Linked DNA regions of Homo sapiens: all the other regions are linked to region 2. A link is a loop called in an ENCODE intact Hi-C map of the cell type or tissue named here. Cell type or tissue: heart right ventricle. All regions are shown on one strand. Links, peaks and the distances in the headings refer to the core of each region. The heading gives the core; the rest is flanking DNA.

Region 1 (6,204 bases), core at 1-5,000, 61 kb before region 2:
TTCCAATAACACAGGCGTTTTAAGGTTTTCACTTCAACATCTGTGCTTTGGAAATTGAGAAGAGACCACAATTTAGGAATATGCTGAGAAGGAGGCATGGAAGACCAGGGGTTCCATCTCCTCGTAATGTGTGGTATCTGTTCTCTCATTCTTCCCAGATTGCTCCACAATGTTCCTCTCCCCACTTCTATTTAAATGGTCCAGGGGAAGCTCTGTCATGATATTTCAATGTCTCAGGAAGGCCCACCATGCCAGCATGCCACTGTCATGGGGTCACATTCAGTCATTCATTCCCTTGCTCACGTGCTCAGAGACCATTTTATGTTTTGCCTGTTCCTAGGCTGCATGTTCAAGCACTTGGCTGTGTTTGGGTTTCTGGAGACTGGAAGTCATTTTTGCTGATTAATGGGGATGATGGTATTTTTGTCCAGGAGCAAACTGGGGAGTTGCTTTAGGTATGTGGCCAGGAGAGAAATGCCTTGGATATTTGTGGGGTTAATACTGGGCTTATTAGAATGCTGTCAGTCACTCCTTGCTCTCAACTCTAGCCACCCATGCCAAACCCCCACAACAATAGTGACAACAACAGCAGTAATAATAGCAGCTACCAGTTAGAGAGCTACATGTGAGGCCTTGTTTGAGCGTCTCATTTAATTCTCCAAAAATCCCACAAGGAATGTGTTGTTATTTTTTACTTGTTCTAGCTGAGGAAACGGGATATTAGAGTTCTGAGTCCAAAGCATGTGTCTTGTAAATGGTGAAGCTAAGATTTGAACTCAGATAACCTTGACCTAGTACCCAAGTTTGTACCAACTGTGCATCATTCCCTATCACCCTAAGCTAGGGAGTAGGTCGAATTAAGGGTACTACCTTCATATGGATGGCCCGATACCTGGTCATAATGAAATCATTCTTTCTTGGCCTTGGTCTCTCCACCTGCCGACAGGGCAGGTGGCAGCAAGCTGCTTACACCACATGAGCATGACAGAGCCCCTTTGTCTTCTCATTGGCCAAGTTCTTCTTCCTCTCTTCATAAATAACTTCAGATTTCCTAGCCCACTGCTCTAGAAAATGTATTTCCTCTGATGGCCACACAGCCGGAGCAACCCCAGAAGGCCTGTGGTGTTGTGCTGCTCTTTATTTTCTGCCAGCTGCATCTGTACTCTTCTAGAAAATGCTGAGATTCAGCAGTTGCTCAAAAGGCACTGACATCTAATTATCATCCTATAGGCTGTTGCCACAAGTCTGCATAGTGAAGTCAATGCTGAGACAGGCTTCCTTTGCCAGTCAGAGGGGCTCTGGCTTGTTTACAGATAGAATCTTTAACTCCTTTGAAGGGCCAGCGTGAGGATACTGGGAAGGTTCCTGTGGGACAGTTTTATAATTGAACCAGGGAACTCCTCTGTGCCTGCTCATATGTGATATGGATAAGTCATGCAGCACCGGTCCTCCTGCATCCAGGAATGGGCTGACATTGATCTGTTCACTCTTCAGGGATGCTGTCTCAACTACTTGCACAGGTATAATTTTATTATATTACGCTGCATATTAAATACCTGCACTTCCCTTTTCCCATCCTGATACAGATGATTTCATTTTGCCCACAGTAACACATGCTTCTGTTTGCACGTGACCATGATCATTTTCTCTACCTCTAGGCTTACAGAAGGGCCAGAGGTGGTGCTAATCAGGAACTGGAAACTTCTGACCCCACTGTGCAGGCTGGAGTAGGGTTGAGGCTGTGGCTGAGAACCAGAAGGAGAAAGCAAGGGCAAGTCCCCATTCTAGAATACCTGGCTAGGATGTGGGGGAGAGAGGTGAGCATAGCTCCTTTCTGTAAAAATTACACTTACACAGAGCTTCCCTGGCTTTGGAACTGTTTGCTCTTTTTTTTTTTTTTTTTTTTTTTTTTTTTTTTTTTTGAGACGGAGTCTTGGTCTGTCACCAGGCTGGAGTGCAGTGGTACGGTATCAGCTCACTGCAACTTTGCCTCCCTAGTTCAAGCGATTCTCCTGCCTCCGCCTCTGGAGTAGCTGGGACTACAGGCATGTGCCACCACGCCCAGCTAATTTTTGTATTTTTAGTAGAGATGGCATTTCACCATGTTGGCCAGGATGGTCTCGATCTCTTGAACTCGTGATCCATCCGCCTTGGCCTGCCAAAGTGCTGGGATTACAGGCATGTGACACCGCACCCGGCCAAAGTGGTTGCTTTTATTCTAACAACGTCTGTGTTTGCAACGGAAGAGAGACCACAGGAGTGCTAGAGCCTGAGTTCAGGGAAGGGTTTGACAGGAGTTTCAAGGCTTCTTGTTGGCGGGGTAGAACATCATCCTTCCAGCCAGGAGTAGCTCTTCATCAGATTGCCCGGGATTGGAAAGGGATCAGTACCAGATGGCCTCCTGGCCCCAGAAGTTCCTTCTGGAGCAGAACAGAGTTTTCTTGTCGCTATGATTCAGCAACAGCAGGCATTGATGGCGGCCCCACTGGGTGCCTGGCATGGCATCATACCCCCTGCCTCCCAGAACCTGCGGCCCTCCTCCATGGCCAAGGAGCAATTGCATGTGGAGCCATACCAGCAGCCCCCATTGAGCTGACTTGGTTGCCTGAAGTGAGAATGGTTAAATGGGTAATTGATGGAAGCAAAAAGCCAAGGGAAGGAGGTACCCGCTGGGTAACTGGTTAGTGTAAGAGGCTATGTGTGTGTAGCTGAAGTTGATCACCATTCCAAGGCGAGTCTTTTCCCCTCTCTTCTTTCCCTCCTTTTTATTTAACAATAATAATAACTTTATTGATTCATTGCTTTTTTTGAGGCATGCATTAAGCCCTTCACATTTATTAACTTGAAAAAATAGGGGAGTTGAGGGCCCAGAAAGGTAAAATGAAGTACCCAAAGTCACACATTTTAGTGAGTGGCAAAAATGGGATCTCAGGGCATGGTTCCTATCTCTTGACAATCTAAGCTCTTCACCCTGTACCTCTTTTCCATCTCTGCAGCCCTCTCTCCCTCTCTTCTTTATAGATACTCTGAGCGTTTATCTTGCATCCAGTTAGCAATGCAGTTTCAGAGATAGAGGACATAGGACGTCCCTTACGGAACTCAAAATTGAGTTTGCAGAGACAACCTTAACCTTTGTAAGGTGAGGGAAGCCTAGAGTCTCATGTGGTGTGTGGGGCCCAGGGATGCGTTTGTAAAGCTTGGGTGCAGTGGTCTTTCTTCCACAGGGAGTCTGAGACCTTGGTCTGCTTACCTTTCTCTAGGGCACCCAGGGCATGAGAAGGTGGTGGTGTTCCTTATAACCTTGGCCATCCAGTAGATAAAGTTCAACAAGTAGGATTGGTTCAGTCTGATACCTGTAGTCCCCTATTTTACATAAGCCCCTCCCCACATTCTCCCTTAAACACATGAAGAAGTGCAGAGGAGAAGGGAGAGGGCATGTCTTGAGACCCAGTTATGTGAAGGCTGTGGATTGAGAGTTTACAGTGTTAGTGATCTCTTGTCATCCTCACAACAGCTCTATGCAGTGGACCCTGTTAGATCTTATATCACGGAAGAAAAGCTCCAAGATCAGAGTTTCAGGTATCTTTTCTGTTTCATCTCTGCTTACAATCTTCTCACAATTTCTTGCCTCTCTCAGATTTGATTCCGAAATCCCTGAGTGCTAGAAGAAAGGCATCATATCATCTTGTCCCTGGTTATCTCATTGAGTTCATTTTCCTGCCCTCTGCCCCCTGCCCCCAGCTCCCTGGCCTCTCTGCTGCCTGATGCACTGCGTCCAACCTGCCTTGAGCCTGGGCATTCAACACTCTGCCTTCTTTCCCTCTGCCTTTCCTTGTTCACTTTCCCCCTTCCAATCTCTTTTCTTCCTCCTTTTAAATTTTCCTTGTGTGAGTTTGATTTTAAAGGTTTTGTTGGGCAAAGTGAACACACTTGGCTTATAGAATCACCCTTAGGGTAATTTGTTACAGAAAATTCTGTGTAATGGGACAGTTTTTTTGTTTGAGTCAGCACAAATAAAGCAAACTCTCCAGGGTTGTGGTCAAATGCTGTTTCTTACAGTTCTCAAGGTTTCTAAGTCCAGGCTCTCTAGTTCTCATGTTATTTGGAACTCCTTTGGGCATTGGTCTTTGTATCTAAAATGGTCTCATGTTTAATTCAATGTGCGCATTTATAACAAGGTCTGATTTGATGACTTGTTCAGAAGGGTGTTTTTTTTTTTTGAAGATTTTGGTAGAATTGTATGATTTTCTGGTCTTTGGACTAGTCACTTCTAATAACTTTTTTTTGGTGAGTGAGTCTGGTCTTCTCCATAGTTTCCACGCTTCATAAAGCATTAGGAGGACGGCATTTCACTTGCCGTTCCCCATGGTCTAATCTCCTGCTGATTTTATTTTAACTCTGAGGGATTTGCTATTGGTCCAGCTTTACCATCAGTTGCATCTCCATCAATGAGGCTGACCTGGAGGGACTGGATTCAAATAGGGAGCAGCATCCAGTTCCCTCTACCTAGAGATTGCCAACTTCTCTGAAGCATTTCCATGAAATTTATAATTTAATTTCTATTTTGGCTCAAGAGCATCTTGGTACAAATCCTTGGGTGTGGCCCTCTTTTGTAAGAAGTACAGAATGAAAGACCATCTTGCCTGCAAACTGTGTGCAGATCTTTGTGAGAAATAAAGTCATGTTTCATTATTTTGGCTGCATGACTTAAAAAATGTCATGACCCAGAATGAATATTGCTTTTCAGTCAGGTGGTTGCACGTTTCAAGATGGCTCCAGTGGCTTCTGAAATGTGTTTACCCTGCGAACATTCCAAAGTTGTCTGTGCTTTGTCCAGAATCCCTGGATGCCATTCATTAACCCTCCCCTCCCCTCCCCTCCCCTCCCTTCACCTCTTTGTCTGACAGAGTCTTACTCTGTCACCCAGGCGGGAGTGCAGTGGTGCATTCATGGCTTACTGCAGCCTCAACCTCCTGGGCTTAACTGATCTTCCCCCCTCAGCCTCCCGAGTATCTGGGACCGTAGGTGCACGCCACCCTGCCTGGCTAATTTTTTGTTTTGTTTTGTTTTGTTTTGTTTTGTTTTGCAGAGATGAGGTTTTCCCATGTTTCCCAGGCTGGTCTCAACCTTCTGGGCTTAAGCGATCCACCCGCCTAAGTCTCCCAAACTGTTGGGATCACAAGTGTGAGCCACTGCACCTGGTCCTGGGTGCCATTCTTGACTACGTCACCTAAATGCTCCTTCTTGTGATTCGACTCTCATCCTATATACCTAGTGCCACCATGACCCCATCACCCTACGTCCCCTCCCCCTTCGACTTGTCCTCATCACTGCATATTGAGCTTTCACTTGGCAAAGTCTTCACCTCCCAGTACCATCACCTTGGGGCTTAAGTTTCAAGATATGAATTGTGGGAGGACACAAACATTTAGTCTATAGTGGTATGAAATGCCCAGCATTATTGTTTCTGTGACCTTAGGACAAAAGGGTACATAGATGCTATTGCATAAAATATTATGTTTCCTAGCTTTTCTGTTGGGGAACTATATAAAAATAAGTTTTGGTACATAACATACTTTCCTGATGCTAATATTTCCATTGTCAACTAGGAAAAATTATTCTTTTTTTTTTTTTTTGGAGACGGAGTCTCACTCTGTTGCCCAGGAGTGCAATGGTATGATCTCAGCTCCAGTGCAGCCTCCACCTCCTGGGTTCAAGCAATTCTCCTGCCTCAGCCTCCCGAGTAGCTGGGACTACAGGCATGAACTACCACACCTAGCTTTTTTTTTTTTTTTTTTTTTTTTTTGTATTTTTAGTAGAGATGGATTTTTTTTTTTTTTTTGTATTTTTAGTAGAGATGGATTTTTTTTTTTTTTTTTTAACCATGTTGGCCAGGCTGGCCTCGAACTCCTGAGCTCAGGTGATCCACCCACCTCAGCCTCCCAAAGTGCTGGGATTACAGGCATGAGCCATCGCACCCATTGTTGGGTAGGAAAAGTAATGATTACCTCCCAGTTTTGAGCATCAATTGGTAACAAAATCTGTGTAAGTGTTGTCTGTATAAATGGTAAAGTTCTATTGAAATGTTGAATAAAATAGAGGCATTCATAGTAATAATAACTGCGTCATACTAGGCTTCTTTCTATGAAATAAATTAGGTCATTTACTAAAAGCTCAATTAATGAATATTACTAAGAAATTTTC
Region 2 (5,000 bases), core at 1-5,000:
GGAAGCCCAGCAAACTTCTCCTTAAAAATCACTGGTCAGGGCTGGGTGCAGTGGCTCACACTTGTAATGCCAGCACTTTGGGAGGCTGAGATGGGCAGATCACCTGAGGTGAGGAGTTCGAGACCAGCCTGGCCAACATGGTGAAACCTCATCTCTACAAAAATGCAAAAATTAGCCGGGCCTGGTGGCGTGTGCCTGTAATCCCAGCTACTCAGGAGGCTGAGGCAGGAGAATTTCATGAACCTGGGAGGCGGAGGTTGCAGTGAGCCAAGACTGTGCCACTGCCTTCCAGCCTGGGTGACAGAATGAGACTCTATCTTTAAAAAAAAAAAAAATCATCATTGGTCAAAGTTGCAGCACCTGCCAACCTATACGCCAGTGTTCACCAGAGGGGATTAGGATTCTTATAACTGGCTTGTCCCGAGCATGACTTATTCCTTGGGATGAATACATTACTGTTCCAACAAAATCCCTGTTGATGAGGTAACCAGCAGTGTTTCCATAGGAACTCGAGCTCCTGGCTATTCCTAGCCTGGTTCTCTGACCAGCAGCACCAGCGTCACCTGCCAGCTTGTTAGAATGGCAGAACCTCAGACCCTTCCTGTAACTACTATATCAGAATAGAAACCGCATTTTAGCAAGATCTGCAGGTCATTCACAGACACAGTAAAGTTTTAGACATGCTGATCTGGAGAGGTAATGGAGGGCTATTTTAAGGAAATCCATGGAAATAAACTTGGAGAAAGAGTAGCTTGAGTGGTTGGTAGCTGATATGGTTCGGATCTGTGTCTCCCCCCAGATCTCATGTTCAGTTGTAGTACCCAGTGTTGGAGTTGGGTCCTGGTGAGAGGTGATTGGTTCATGGGGGTGGCTTTTCATGAATGGTTTAGCACCATCCCCTTGGTGCTGTTCTTGTGACAGTGAGATCCAGTTGTCTAAAAGTGTGTAGCACCTCCCCCTCCTCTCTCTTGCTCCTACTCCAGCCATGTGATACGTGTGCCTCTCCTTCACCTTCCTCCATGATTGTAAGTTTACTGAGGCCTTCCCAGAAGCCAAGTAGGTTGCAATACCATGCATCCTGTACAGGCTGCAGAACTGTGAGCCAATTAAACCTCTTTTCTTCATAAATTACTCAGTCTCAGTCCTCCTTTCTTCCCCTTCCCTCCCTCCCTCCCTCCCTCCCTCCCTCCTTCCTTCCTTCCTTCCTTCCTTCCACTAACATCATAAGGTATTTTTTTATATCAGTGCAAGAACAGATTAATATGGTAGCCCAGCCTTGACTCCCATTCATATAAATGCCATTATAATTCCAGTTTGTAGTGATATCTCAGATTTAATCCACATCTTAGTACATTTTATGGTGTTTAGTGTTCATAGTGGACCATAATTATTTAGAGGATCCTCTTTACTCCTTTTTGCCTCCAGCAAGTTCTGACAGTGTTCATAGTGTTAGGAGGTTGAAATTAAAACAAAAACGAAAAAAACAGTTCGGGGGGAAGAAAAAAAAAATCTGTACATGTTGTCCTTTTCTACCTGTAATGTAGTGCATGCAGATGACAGGACATTTCTTGTCTTTATTTTGAAAATCATTTGCCATCGTTCATGATGTGCAACTGCATGAGTACATATGACTGTCAAGTGTCTGGATTCTATTTCTGAATTCAGGAAACTCCAGAGTTAAGCAACCAAATTCCATTTCAGAATCCGCTTCTATTTTTGTTCTGTTCATTTGATCTTTTCCATCGGTAGGCACATTAGCTTACTAAGCATAAAGAACTTTTTTTTCCTCCCAGCTATATATTCTCCACAAAACACTGAGGGCTTCCCTGGGAAATAAATCCCTGGCTAAATGGAAATGTGGTTGGTTTCATGGTATATCTTCAGGTCTTGGACAACAGCTCTGTGCTTGCAGTCTTCTTTGTGTGACATTTGGAGGCCGAGCTCTCAAATGTCCCTTGAATTTCATTAACTGGTGTGCTGTTTTGAGTTAACTGTGGAGAGAGGCCTATTGGAGATGGTCCCTGCCAGTTGGGCAGCTCTCCCACTTGGCTGTTTTGAGAATTGTTATATCCTGTACTATGGAAACAGGATGAACTTGGCCATGAGTGTGGGCCAGAAGCCTCTATCCCATTTATGCGGACTTGCTGGCTGAGTTTTGAGAAGTGCATGATTTCATTTGGGCTGTGGTTTGCTGCTAACCGTGTGAGTCTGCAAAATGATCCCTTTTAAGTAGAACCAGGACAGAATAACCCTGGAGCTATGTTTGGTGTGGTTTGTCTGCAAGGGTTAAAAGCTCACTACAGGATGTTGCTGCTTTATAAAATTGAGGCCTCCTTGAAAGTTGTGTCATTTCTATGCTTTATGAATAGGATTATCTTCTTTATGCAGCAGTCATTTGATGTTGAATAGAAGCTGAAGATACAGTTCCTCTGTAAAGATTTCATCATTGTTTGATTGGTAAAGGTGGACATTTTCCCCCCTTTCCAGGTGAGGTATACGTGCGTTCAAAGAGGGATGGGGCAGGAAGGTGGTTGGCGGTGGTCAGAAAGCCATCTGTAACTCAGGTGATTTTCCTGTACCGGTCACCTAGCTGAATCTGAATGAGAGTTTTTTGTAAAGTTGTGGTAGAAGATAAATTAGCCTGATGATGGATTATGCACTATTTCTCTTCTGCTATAAGGGGTATGAGGCCGGAGGTTAGGAGACTCACACACAGTCATGTTGTCTGTCAGAGGGAGGATGAAGCCGAGAGTTGAGTGGCCTTCAAGCTCCCTCTGGTTGCTCATACCTTGTTTCTTTCTCCTTCTTATGAGTTGGGAACATGCCCAAGAAACCTTGTAAGTGTGAAATACAGCATGCCTAGTCTCTCCTGCAGAATAATGCGACCCCATATTTGTTAACCACACAGACCTTAGAATGTGACAGTTTTCTAGCTTAAGTGAATTGGAATGAAACCCTATCACATTTTCCAAACCAGACTTATTTTGCCTGAGTCCATTTTTTTAATCCCCTACTTTCTACTTGAAAAATGAAATTGCTTGAATTTACTGAAAGAAAAAGTCATAGCAATTGTCAGACTGCATGAGGAGGGTATTTATTCAGATTTCATGGATGGGGCCAGTATTTTCTGGAACATGTTGCTGAAGTTTATGAGCATTTAAATTATAGGATGCTATTTGGGATTCTCCCTAAAACAAAAGCTTTTATAGTGTGATACTATGCTTTTAAGAAGACAAAAACACTGGTTTGATTTTTTTTTCATTTCAGTTTTTACTTCTGTTTTAAAAGTTTAAATATATTTTCTAGAGATACTGGAGATAAGGGGGATGAAAATGTCTTATCTCTTTTCAGGGTTGATATATATTTATAGAAAGGTATCAGATGTATTGTGACAGTCTATAGATGTAATAAAATATTTCACTATAAAACAGTTGATTGGAGTCATACAGTGGTTCTCAACTAAAGGTGATTTTTCTCTTCCCCTACTCCTGGGGACATTTGGCAGTGGATGGAGACATGTGTGGTTGTCACAACGGGAAGGATGTTGCTATTGGCAGTCTAGCGAGTAGAGGCCGGGGATGCCACTGAACATCCTACAATGCACAAGGACAACCCCCACAGCAAAGGAGTCTTTGGCCCCAAATGAGAAACCCTAGAGTGGCATAACCAAAACCAAATGCTTTAATAAATACCCAGCCCTGAGGTTTTGGTATTTAAAGTGACATTTAACATCACCAAAAACATGTCAAAAATGTGTCAGCCATTTAACACATGCATAAAGCCTTCTTTTTTAAAATAACAGATGTGAGACTTCTGAGCCACATTTTTCCTAGAGGTTGTTCTCTCTCTGGGAATGAATACCGAGGTGCTATTTCACATTATAAAATTTTTAGCTACTGAAGAATTATGTTTAAATTTGAAAAAAAAAATACTTTTGCTTTTTACCAGATCGAGCGTTTCTTTAGTGGCATTCTCTTTTAATCCAGTGATTTTCAAGTGACCCCGTATTTAGTCCTAAAGTTCCATTTCTCAACTGAAACTCAACATTTAGTTGAGTAGCCCATTCTAGTTCTATATGCTTTTCATAATGGGCTTCCTTTGAGCAAAGTTCATGCATTGCACCTAACCGTCCTTTGGATGTGAGTTTTTCATTGTGGATTACTGCCCAAAGAAGTGATGAATTAAATTGTTAAACTCATTTAGCTGTGACCTGAGATGAATAGAGTGCATTTGAAAAATGAGCACAGGTTGTTTATGAGCCGTCGTGTCGGCATCACACTTCAGAGTCGGTGTAGATGTCTACCGCTCTAGCCCTATGGGCTGCAGTGATTCAGGAGCAAGAGCGAGCAGTGGGTTCTTTCTAACGTGTCAGCCTTTTGACCTTGAGCTGCATTAAGGCTTTCACATGTGCAGTTGATTAAGATTTTTATTTTCTTCCTTTATTTCATTTGTACCATATGCACAGAGAGTCGTGGATAACAGTTTAGACTAAATAAAGGACATTGAATTGTCAGTAATGAAATATCTTGTTTTAATTAAAACTATTAGTAATGCTCTTTCTTGCCCTGGATACTAGGATATTGACATACTTAATGGTAGAATAACAGATAATGCGGTATTTTTTTTTTTTTTTGCTTTTTACTCCTACAAATTGCTTTTAAATTCTCTAAGATCTGGTTGACAATTGCCAGTATAAGTATTTATAGAGAAAGATAAAGATGGAGCTACCTACACTGTATCTATAAATACAGCTGTACATATAAAATTTGATGGTGACAGCCATCTTGCCTGTTTCAGCTGTGTGTGTTTTTAGGAAGATTTGAATATAAAAGATTTGTATTTATATAAATTATTTTTTGTATTTTGTGTGGCTTCATACCCTCAAGGGTGACTTTGAAAGGTATCTTGACCCAGGGACACCAACGAGTTTATTCCAACAATTCCACGTGGAAGAATGTCAGTGATTCCCTGGAGGTCAGAGTTCCGTCTCCCCCTGTCTT
Region 3 (5,000 bases), core at 1-5,000, 70 kb before region 2:
CTCTCTTAGTACTTCTCATACTCTTGGTTTACTGGTGCTTCAGGCCTCACATTAGGAAGCTTGCTGAGGTGTAAGCCTGAGGTAGTTGGAATGCTGTCTTGCTGGGGGGCTCTGGGACCTTGGAGGTTGGCATTAAACCAAGGAAGTGTGGAGCAACAGCCACTAGATGTCAAGGTGTTGTGGAATGGGGGAGTGGGTTTCCCTTGAATTAGGAAGAAACAGATATCTCTATATCCCTCTGGCCACATAACTTAAATTTTACTTCTTCCTATTTCCAGAAGAACTTTCCCTTCCTCCCATCATGTTTTCCTTATTGATTGGGAGGATGCTAGTGATATTGATGGGTGGGTGCTAGTGACAGTCAAGTGTGATGCCCTCAGTCTCTTGTACTTACGTAGAACATTAAGACTAAGGGTCTTTTAAATTGTAAAATACACATAACATAAAATTTACCATTTTAACCACAGTGTACCTCTCAGTGGCGCTTAGTATATTCGCAGTGTGATGCACCCATCACCATTATCTAGTTCCAGAACATTTTAATCACTCCAAGTGGAAGCCTCATACCCATTGAGCAGTCACTCCCCACTTCCCATTTCCCACCGCCCCGGCAACCACTGATCTACTTTCTAAGACCAAGAATTTTACAAGGTATTTTAGAAATTACAAAATTTATATTTTAAGCTCTAGCATAAGAACAAGCCAAAAGAAACAGTTACATGGAAACGAAGCCCACAGTTTGCACCATGATTTCATTCTTCTTTTCATCATTTCTGATTTGCCATCTCAACCTTGGTTCCAAAACATTTTGAAATATATCCTTCCATACTTTTTTTCTCATTGCATGCATACAAGTGTATTCCCGTATTTTGATTCATTTTCTGCACTGTTTATAAATATAGAACTATAGTGTACACATCCCTCTGCAACTAGCTTTTTCTGAACAGGTTTTGTTAACATGTCTCCAGGTCATTAACAAACAACTCTAACTTATTCACTCTGTAGCTGTGTAATATTTCATAAGGTGGCTGTTCCACAAATTACTCATTATGCTGCTCTTGGAGGCCCTTTGAAGAATTAGTAATTAATGCTTAGAAAGTCTTATGAGGAGGACTGGACAGGTAGAATTAGCCCATTTTGTATGTTGGGGCACTGAACCTCAGAGGGTAAACCATTTAAAGTCACATAAGCAGTACTGCTATATGATGTCTTGACTGCTGTCGCTCAAGCTGATGACTTTCAAGTCTTCTACTGCATTTTCTCTACATGAGGCTCCTTTATTTTCAAAGAAAAAAAATGCCCTTTATGTGGGCTATTTCTTTTTCTGATCATTTCCCATCCTATTTTCCTATTTCTGTGTGTGTCTAGTATCTTTTTTTTTTTACCCCCTCTCTCAACATAGCCTCATTTAGTATTTGGCAGTTTTGCAGTTGAGGTAACCAATGCCTCATCACTCCAGAAATCTCATATTGTAAAATCTTTAGAATTAAAAAATCCTTATACAACTGAAGAAAATACAAGAGAGTTTCAATGACTTGCTCAAGTTCATACAGACCTCCAGTGGCCAAGGCAAGACTTGAACCCACCTCTTGTGAATTCATATCCCATCATAGGAGACAGATACACAGCAGCTCCCACAGCAACATTCAACAACTGGTAGTGGCTCTCTACAGCACCATGTGTGAATAAATCTGAGACTTTGATTGATTAATGATGTCTGCCATGAATGGGATGGGTCAGGGAGTAGACTAGAGAGATAACTAAGTGGTGATGCATGTGCCATGGGTTGCCTTTGCCCCAGCACAGCGTATTGACAGTGATGATTCTTGAGTGTGACTCGATAATTATTTTATTTCAAGGGTTTAAAAGGTCAGCCTGGGGACCAATCACAAAGTCAGGGTTGAGATCCTATATATCACAAGGCTTTGAGACTACCTGACCAACATGGGTTTAATTACTAATCCTGCAAAGACTAATATAGTTCCTAACGTTTTATCCATGTTTTATTAGTATGCTGATGTTGAATGTTGGGTGTGTGTTGTTGGCGTCTTCATTTTTTTTCTGCAATCAAATATGGCTTTCTTTCTCCTTTGGAAGAAATGACGTAAGGTGGGTGAAATTGGGCTATCACAGTCTCAGCATTATGGACATTGGGGATAGCTAATTATTTGTTGTGGGGGCTCTCCTCTGATATTTAGCAACATCCCTGCCTCTATCCACTGGAAGTCACTGACACCTCCCTCTTAACACCAGGTCTTTAATCTTGACAACAGGAAATTTCTCCCAGACATTGCAGAATCCCGCCTGTATGAGAACCACTGGCTTAAACTGATACATGTTTTCAATGGGTTGTAATAAGTTTTTTAAAAGGTAATTTTCTCTATGGCCCATTTGTATTGTGGGCGTTGGAATAGTGACAGAAAAGCATGAAGGAAAACAAATGTTTATTATCTTTTGTAAGGCAGTGGGAAGCTTTTCTTTTCTATAGTACTGAATAGGAAAGCCACAAATACAGAAGTACATTTTACAACAATAGGTGGCACACTACTACCAGAAGCCTAGTTCAGAAAGTAGATGGAGACAGTTTTATAAGTGAATGTATTTCAATCGTTTTTTATTAACAGTATTCCCAACTTCTTCATTTTATTTCTCTTAAAAAAGCATATTCTGCTTTAACAGTCCTTCTAAAGCTAATTTTATTTTTAAAAATGAGCATAAATTTGCCATTTGCTTTGCAAAACAAACCTGCAATCAATATAGTATTTATAATAGAGATGTCATATAATTGTGGGATTAAACCAGATTAACTTTGATGTCAATTATTTTTTCAATGCATTATAGAAAAAGGCATTTTTTTAAAGCTTTTCTGGAATATTAGGTGTTCTGTATGTATTTTTTAAAACAAGTAAATGGATGTTTAGTCTCTATTAGTACTTAAGAAACACTATTATAATAAATATGACTTCTGTTGAAAACAGGTCATGAGATATCAATTGAGGGTAGCTGAAAATAGGGCAGCTCAATGCCTTCTTTTCTTTTAAAAACTCTTAAACTTTTAATTATGATGCCTCAGTGTGTATTTGGAGAAGACTGTAAGTTGAAATTTAAAGATTATAACCATGGTGCTTAGAGCTAGCATAAGAGACTAGTTTATTACAAACTCCTTTTAATAAACTCTCTGCCCATACATTGAAAAAATAAATGCTCTCCGTTTTCTTCCTGTTTGAGTAAATAGCACTTCCAATGTTTTAAGTATGCAGAGCATGATCAAAGAATGAGGAGATGGAGACAAAAAGTTGCTGAGTGAATATTTTTATTTTTGTAGTTGTGTCTCTGACTTGTTTAGGAGTTGATTTTTTTAAGACTTTAAGCAAAATAAAGCTTAATCTAGTGGAGACTCTCAAAAGGAATGATGTGTCACTCCTTTTCAAAGTATATGTGCTTTAACTATATAGTAATGTTTTAAAGCTTTTATTAATGCTGGGGTTCTTTATAATGAGAATACCATTCATTGGTCATTTATTACAAACCTATTATATGTTAGATATGAAAGACCTTAGGTTATTTTCTTTCTTTAATCCATAAAATGATGGGAATTAGGACATTATATCCCAAGGAGGATTATTAAATAGTTAATGTCACGGTGTTAGTAAGTCACAGGGCTGAGATTCAAACCCGGGTCTAATTTTGAATTACCCTTTATCTAAAATCATGGAATATCACCACAAGGGAAAATCAGAGCTGACATGAACTTTCTTCCCCCTATGCCTCTGTCCCCCTTTTGTTCCTTCCTTTGGCTTTGGAAAAATTTGTTTAAGCGAAATTCTATGAGCCCCCAGGACAATTGACACAAGGAGAGTTTCTTATTTGAGATCTTGGTTTGATAGTCCATAGTTTTTTTTTTTTTGGTCATTGTTGTTTGTTTGTTATTTATGAGCAAGGAACTTGAGTTACAGAAAGGCAAGCAAATGACCCCCATATTGAACTGCTGGAGAACTTATGACCTGAACCCAAGTCTTAGGAGAGACTCTTTCAAAATTACCTTTCTGTTGGCCTAATTTTAATTAATAAAATACTGCTGCCCACAACATTTAAACTGTGTGGTAATTATTGTTTCTTTTCTTGTTTTTCTTCCGCATTACAACATAAACTCTCCCATCTGCTGTATATTTATAGCACTTAATATAATCCATGGCACATAGATGCTCAGTAAACCAGTGTTTCATTATTCTTTCATAAGCAACTGCTCTTGTGACATCCTTTATTGTGATCAATAGAATATATCATGTATTAATTATATTTCCTTTATAATTTAGTAAACTCTAGGAAACACTGAGGGATTCCTGTTTGTACACCAATCCATAAAATCACGTGTGATTGCTTAGTCCTGTTACTAAAGATGTTGAGACACAGAAGAGGAAATATTGTATGTACATTTCAGAGTGAAAAGTAATTCCTCAGGGTTGGATATGAAATTGAAACAGTTGATAGTAAGAGTGCTGCACTAAGAAGGGAATCCTTCCCCTAAATTTTAATATGTCCCCTAGTCATGCTATTCCATCTTAATGAGAATTGATTTTGTCCTTTCACCTATCACAGACCCTTACATGCTTCCTTCCCAGCCCGTGAAAGCCATTGTTTGATGAGAAAAAAAATACATGACTTTTCTCCCCAGGCATAGAAGGATAATAGCTGTGCTTTTTTTTGTTTTTGTTCCTTTTTTTTTTTTTTTTTTTTTTTTGAGACGAAGTCTCGCTTTGTTGCCCAGGCTGGAGTGCACTGGCACAATCTTGGCTCACTGCAACCTCTGCCTCCCAGGTTCAAATGATTATACTGCCTCAGCCTCTGGAGTAGATGGGATTACAGGCACGCACCAGCACTCACCGGCTAATTTTTTTGTATTTTTAGTAGAGACAGGGTTTCTGCAGGTTGGCCAGACTGGTCTCGAACTCCTGACCTCAAGTGATCCACCCGCCTCAGCCTCCCAAAGTGCCGGGATT

What was found. A loop is a pair of places that touch in the nucleus more often than their neighbours do. Peaks named below come from ENCODE experiments on the same cell type or tissue, not always from the same donor. Only the 100,000 strongest peaks of a DNase experiment are listed, where the experiment ranks them.
Region 1: a loop joins it to region 2, with 2.4 times the contacts of the local background. A loop is called at or near these places in 26 of 110 quality-filtered maps.
Region 3: a loop joins it to region 2, with 3 times the contacts of the local background. A loop is called at or near these places in 23 of 110 quality-filtered maps.

What each region holds. Positions count from the first base shown.
Region 1 is chr3:61,864,697-61,870,900 of GRCh38, forward strand. All of the region lies in intron 2 of PTPRG (protein tyrosine phosphatase receptor type G), which reads left to right. Among named protein-coding and RNA genes, the nearest start is that of PTPRG, 310 kb to the left of the region's middle. RefSeq lists enhancers at 2,008-2,510, 2,511-3,011. In heart right ventricle, for the core only: no CTCF peak of the experiment used is centred there; no DNase peak of the experiment used is centred there.
Region 2 is chr3:61,925,423-61,930,422 of GRCh38, forward strand. The region is part of intron 2 of PTPRG (protein tyrosine phosphatase receptor type G); the gene reads left to right. Among named protein-coding and RNA genes, the nearest start is that of PTPRG, 370 kb to the left of the region's middle. In heart right ventricle, for the core only: a CTCF peak has its summit at 2,760; a DNase peak (open chromatin) is centred at 2,039; H3K4me3 peaks cover 1,238 bases; H3K27ac peaks cover 4,355 bases.
Region 3 is chr3:61,855,718-61,860,717 of GRCh38, forward strand. All of the region lies in intron 2 of PTPRG (protein tyrosine phosphatase receptor type G), which reads left to right. Among named protein-coding and RNA genes, the nearest start is that of PTPRG, 300 kb to the left of the region's middle. In heart right ventricle, for the core only: a CTCF peak has its summit at 2,534; no DNase peak of the experiment used is centred there; H3K27ac peaks cover 399 bases.